Linked DNA regions of Mus musculus: region 2 is linked to region 1. A link is a loop called in an ENCODE intact Hi-C map of the cell type or tissue named here. Cell type or tissue: left cerebral cortex. All regions are shown on one strand. Links, peaks and the distances in the headings refer to the core of each region. The heading gives the core; the rest is flanking DNA.

Region 1 (2,915 bases), core at 155-2,654:
AGTTGCCAACTACACACTGATGAATAAGTCTGATATACTCCGTGTTCGGGTCAGGGCCCCAGCAGGAAACAGCTGCTGCACTCAGGAGGTAATTAAGGAAAGCTAGATGCAGCCTCTGGACTGCAAATCTAGTCTCAAGAAGAAAAGTACCTGTAGCCTAGTAGGAAGGAGCCAGACCAGTAAAACCTTGGCCTCTGGTCTTCTGTCTCTCATCCTCTCCCATTGATCAAACTTACCTGGGAGTCAGAGAGAAAGGGAACCACCAGAGTGGCTCTCAGGCAGAGTGCAGCAGAGAATTGGTTTGGTAGCTAAGAGGGATGTGCAAACAGAGAGAGAAACAGATTATGGTAAGTGCAAAGAAAGAAATGAGCCAGATTAGAGAAGAAAATGTTTATGTTCAGCTACATAGAGAATGGTCAGGCAAGCACTCTGAAATGCAAGGGAAGAGGAGAGGAGAACATGGTCACAGATAACATGTGCAAAGAGAGCACTTGCCTAGTCCCGGGAGCTCAGCGGAGCCCAGGGCTGAGGGAACCTTGGAGGAGATAGCTTCCTTTGGAACTGTGAACCTCAGCTCTGGTTCAAACCTAGCCTCCTGCTGCTCCTCTGGCAGCACCACCCTGCTCCTGTTTTCTCTAGTCAGGTGCAGGACCGTGGAAAGTCAGAGGACTTGCAGGGAAGGCTGAGAAAGCATATTTAAGACCATACGGAAGCAGTGATCAAAAATAGCACTTATGCTGGGTGAGGGAGAAGTTGCTATTTAAAGTGGAAACAAGAATTTAAAAAAAAAAAAAACTATCTATGAACTCCTTCTGTGGGTATTTGTATTGATGGAGTTTACCTTTTTTTAGGACTGCCTTCTGCCCTGGTTAGATCTGGATTTCATACACAGTTTATTCTCATTTTATCCCAGGTACCACCTTAGTCAAACAACTGATTTATAAATCTAACTAGAGCAAAAGCTTCCCTTTAGATGAACAGTAAGCTTTAAAAGCAAGCTAAACAGAAGTGTGATTCACCCAGTCCCACTATTTATCTTCTTCTCTTGCACAAACAAGCCAGTATTGGCTATGGACAGCCAGCTCCAAGCACTTTGGACCTATCTATTTGTCTTTAAGAAGAAAGATTAAATAGTTGACATTTTCCCTGTATATGAGGGTTGCCATAGTTACAGGCTTTCATCCATCTCTTAAAGTTCTGCATCCTTCCACTTGTCTTAGTTTCTTCTTTCTATGATTAAAAAAAATAATAACCTTACCAAAGCGACTTAAGGGAGGAAATCTTTATTTGGGCTCAAGGTATAGCCTGTCATAGTGGAATGGACAAACCAGCAAGGGTTTGAGGCACTGATTACATTGTATCCATGATTAGGAAAAGAGCAGTGCATGCGAGCTCTCAGCTTGCTTTCTCCACCTTTACAGTCTCTTTTTTTAACGACTTAGCATAAGATTCTCACATCCCCATCCTGAGTTTCTGAATCTTTCCACTCCCACTCCCTTGTCCACAGTGTCGCCTCTGTACATCCCCAAGGCAACCAAGATCTACTGTCATAAGTGGAGCTAACAGCTGGCAAGCCTTCTAAGTGGGACACCATGTTAACGCCTACTGTATAATTATCCCAGTTAATTTTTGTAGCAATGCCAGGCAGTATATGTACACAGAACAGTCCCACCAGAATTGTCCAGCCCCAAATGTCAATAGAGATGAGGTTCAGAACCCTGCCGCAGGCTGAATGAGGTAGTGCATACCTTTAATCCCAGCATTCAGGGGGCAGAGATAGGTGGATCTCTGTGTGTAATGCCAGCTTGGTTTACATGGCATGCTCCAGGCTAGCAAGGTCTATATAATCTCATAAGACAAAATCCTGCCACAAAATTATCTTTTGTGAGGAGGTTGTATTGTGAAAAATTATATTGTCAATTTTCCTTTAAAAGGTAATATGGCATCATAATACTGAGTAGGCTCTTTAAAGTAGCCCTGGCTACCCCATCTCCCTGCAGTTCTCTTGTTTCACATGGCGAATGATCCATAGTAGACATCCTTTGGGTTCTGAAGATCAAGTTTATTGAGATCAAGTGGGTAGAAAACAGCAAGCAGCAGGAAGATGATAGAGCTTCCAATAAGACACTTATTTTTTCTGTCACAGAACTGAGTGGGGACACCTGGGAGACCAAAAGTACCAGCTGGAGCAGAATGGCTCCTCCTAGGTGATGTGTCTGATGTGCCATCCCCACCACAGGCATTTGTATGCTGTGGGATAAATAGTAGCTGAGTCTTTTGCTTAGGGAAGATGCCTAGGAACGATTTACCTCCCAGCTGCATTCAAGGACACAAGGCTTTTAAGCCAAGGACACAAGGCTTTCAAGCCAACTGTTCACTCTCCTGTTCTCAAGTCTGCAGTACGTTCACTCTTGGACTGTTTTGCTGGCCTCCTTTTCCTTCTCATAGGGCTGGGGGCAGCACATCCTGGACCAGGGGTCTTGGAGGACACACTCTAAACATATCTGGGTCTGAAGTAGATCACCCCTACCTCTCAGTGAACTTAAACAGCACAGGACAGTTTGCTGACTTAATGTAGTAGACCCCCCTCTAGTGGGGGACAGCTTGGCCATTCATGTCTCCTTTTGTAAATCCCAACATTTGACATTGTCATGGCAGCAGGTAGACCCTACCTTCAGAAGTGCCTCTCTGCCAGCACGGATGTTTCAGATCTGTTTTGCAGCAGCAGCAATTGTGGGTGTGGATCAGGCAAATGTGTGCCCTTGCCCCTGTTAAATCTATCATAGGTGGCCTCAGATCAGACCAGGCTAACCCTTTCTGCAGCTCGAATGCAACTTTTCTCTTCCTCCACTCTGTTAGCAGACTGTGGGCTCTTCTCCCTATGGTAGCAGACCTGTTGCTGTGAAAAGGAGAAA
Region 2 (2,915 bases), core at 302-2,801, 50 kb after region 1:
AATAGAATCCCAAGAGTCTTCAGCCAGGAGGATGCTTTATTTGAATCACACAGAAGGGACCAACTCTCCAAAGGACAACCAGAAGCAAAAATGCTTCCTGCCCTGTAGAGATGGGAGAAGGCCCCCACTGTGTATACCAAGGCCAAGAGACCCAATCAGGTGAAAGCCCTTCATCCCAAGAAGAAGCCTTATGCCTGGCATTCCCAGCTCATTTTCTCCCCTCTTGTCTGTTTTGTTGCTCCATTCTCAATGCCCAGCAAGTGTCCACCAAAGAGCCTGTCATGGACAGGATAATACAGTTAGTGTATGGCCAACCACACCCCTCTCTACTCACCCCATGCTTTATCCCTGCACACTATCCTGGGCAAAGCTGCCTTTGCCAGACTAGTTCCTATACCTGGGTGATATGATAGAAAAGACAAGGACCAAATATGAACTAAGAAAGCTATAGCAGGGGAGGGCAGGCAGTGAGGTGGGGAGTTGCAAAAACCAGGTCAACCTATGTAACCGATATTTAAGAAGGAACAAACGGTTTGGAGGTAGTGGGCTAGAGAGATGGATCAGGGCTTAGGAGCATGTGCTGCTCTTGCAGAGGACCTCAGTTTGGTCCTAGAGTCAACTTCAGGAGGCTCACAACTGCCTGTAACTATAGCTTCAGTAGATCCAGTGTCCTCTTTTAGCTTGTGGTGACACTGCATTCACAAGTACACACACACACAATTAAAAATAAAAGAATGATTCTTATTTTTAAAGGATGCAGGTATATGCCAAAGAACCCTATGGTAGATTTATGTCTGGCTTTTTGAAGAACGTCCACACTGCTTTTTCGTATTGGCTACCCCAGTTTGCACTCCTACCATCTGTCAAGAAGTGTTTCCCTATTCATGCCAGCATCTGTCATCATCTGGTTTTGGATCTTAGCCATTCTGACTGTGGTAAAGATGAAACTTCAAAGTAGTTCAATTTGTATTTCCCTGATAGCTAAGGATATAAAACTTTGTTTTGATTTATTTTCATGCAGTATACTTTGATTATGTTTTTTACCTCTCCCAATTCCTCCAATATCCTACCTGCCTCCCCACCTACCCAATTGTTGCATGACAATTTTTTTTTCTGGGGAGATACAATACATATCTGCTAACCCCAGATAGGCCACCCACAGACCAAAGTATGATTACAACCAAAGTCGAACTTGGTGAACTAAGACTTTTATTTGAGTTACTTACAGAAATATGGATGAGGGGTTACATATGGCATGGTGACGGGGTTTCTTATAGAAACAGGAATGGCACAAACAACTGCATTATCAAATCCCACCCCAGCATGGGTAACAGTTCACAAAGCTGGGAACCAGGAGCACATTGCACAGCCTGCAGGCAGCTCAACAGATGAGAAAGTGTCTGTTATTCTGAACCTCTTCCAGACAACTCCAACGGCTTCTGCTTCTTCCAGGCAGCTAGCTGGTCTGGTTTCAGAATCTTCTTTGCAGCTTGGCTTGTCTGATAGTCTTCTTTGCAACTCTGTTCTAATCTTAGAGGACCTCTCAGTTTTTATTACTTAATCGGGCAGGGAGGGGCTGAGTGAATCTGGTCAATTTCAGGAACTTCCTGAAGTTATTTTGAGTAGTTTGCCTTCCTGCTTAAGGAGCTTCCCTATTATACACTAATTTTGTGCTCTCCTCTCTCTCTCTCTCTCTCTCTCTCTCTCTCTCTCTCTCTCTCTCTCTCTCTCAACAGAACAAGAAAATTAAAACAAACAAAAAGACAAAAAATCAAACCAAATGTGTGCACACACACAGAATCCATCTTGTGTTGGGCAACTACTCCTGGTCATATTGAACATTAAAAAAACAAAAACAAAAAGAGGTTTCTTCTTTTAAGAAACGTCTGTTTAGTTCCATGCCCCAGTTTTAAACTGGGTTGTTTGTTTTCATGCTTCTTCTTCTTCTTCTTCTTCTTCTTCTTCTTCTTCTTCTTCTTCTTCTTCTTCTTCTTCTTCTTCTTCTTCTGCTTCTTCTTCTTCCTCTCTCTCTCTCTCTCTCTCTCTCTCTCCCTCTCTCTCTCTCTCTCGTTTTGTTTTTGCTTTTGTTTTTGTTTTCTTCTGTTTTTGAGTTCTTTGTATATTTTAGATACTAGTCCTCTACCAGCTGTGTAGCTGGTAAAAATCTTCCCATTCTGTAGTCTGCCCCTTGACTCAAATGCTGATGTCCTTTGCGTGTAGTTTTAGGGGGTCTAGTGTATTAATTGTTTGTCTAACTGCCTGTTTAGAAAATCCTTTCATGTGGCAACAAGCTCAAGTATATCCCCAACTTTCCCTGCTATCAGAATCAGGGTTGCAGGTTTTATATTGAGGCCCTTGATCCATGTGCAGTTGAGTTTTGTTCAGGGTGAGAGATAAGGACCTGGTTTTATTCTTCTCCATGCTACTATCCTGTTTGACCAACAACACCTTCTGTTGAAGATGCTGTGCTTTTCTCCAATTGGTACTGTTGGCCTTTGTCAATGAGGTGGGGGTACTTTAAAGGTAGGGGAGATTGAATGTACTAGTATAAGAAGTTAGATAATGGAATATAAAGGATTAAACTGGGATGTTAGGATAGAGGAGAGAATTGGGAAGGGATAACTAATACTATACCTTTGAAAAAGTTATATGGAAAATATATACTTACATATATATTAAAAGAGCTTAAATGGAGTTACCTGACTGAACAGTGTAGGCTGACAAAAAGTTCAGTGCCAGGAATGGGTTATCTCTTTTAGAATTGTTGGCCTATGAGGTCCTACAGACCCTAAACATTACAGAATATTATAAATTATCTGCCTACACAGTTGTTGTGTGAGAAAACCTTTCCTGGGGAAGAAGGTAGAAAGACTGTAAAAGCCATGGGTTTCGGATGACTACAAGGAAACTTCTGG

What was found. Peaks named below come from ENCODE experiments on the same cell type or tissue, not always from the same donor. Only the 100,000 strongest peaks of a DNase experiment are listed, where the experiment ranks them.
Region 2: it touches region 1 in a loop (10-fold over the local background); 4 of 42 quality-filtered maps call a loop at or near these places.

What each region holds. Positions count from the first base shown.
Region 1 is chr6:92,393,494-92,396,408 of GRCm38, reverse strand. The region is part of intron 8 of Prickle2 (prickle planar cell polarity protein 2); the gene reads left to right. Among named protein-coding and RNA genes, the nearest start is that of Gm38862, 9.6 kb to the left of the region's middle. In left cerebral cortex, for the core only: no CTCF peak of the experiment used is centred there; DNase peaks (open chromatin) are centred at 643, 1,177 and 1,538; H3K27ac peaks cover 2,384 bases.
Region 2 is chr6:92,343,307-92,346,221 of GRCm38, reverse strand. No RefSeq gene overlaps it. Among named protein-coding and RNA genes, the nearest start is that of Gm38862, 60 kb to the left of the region's middle. In left cerebral cortex, for the core only: no CTCF peak of the experiment used is centred there; DNase peaks (open chromatin) are centred at 873 and 1,440; H3K27ac peaks cover 357 bases.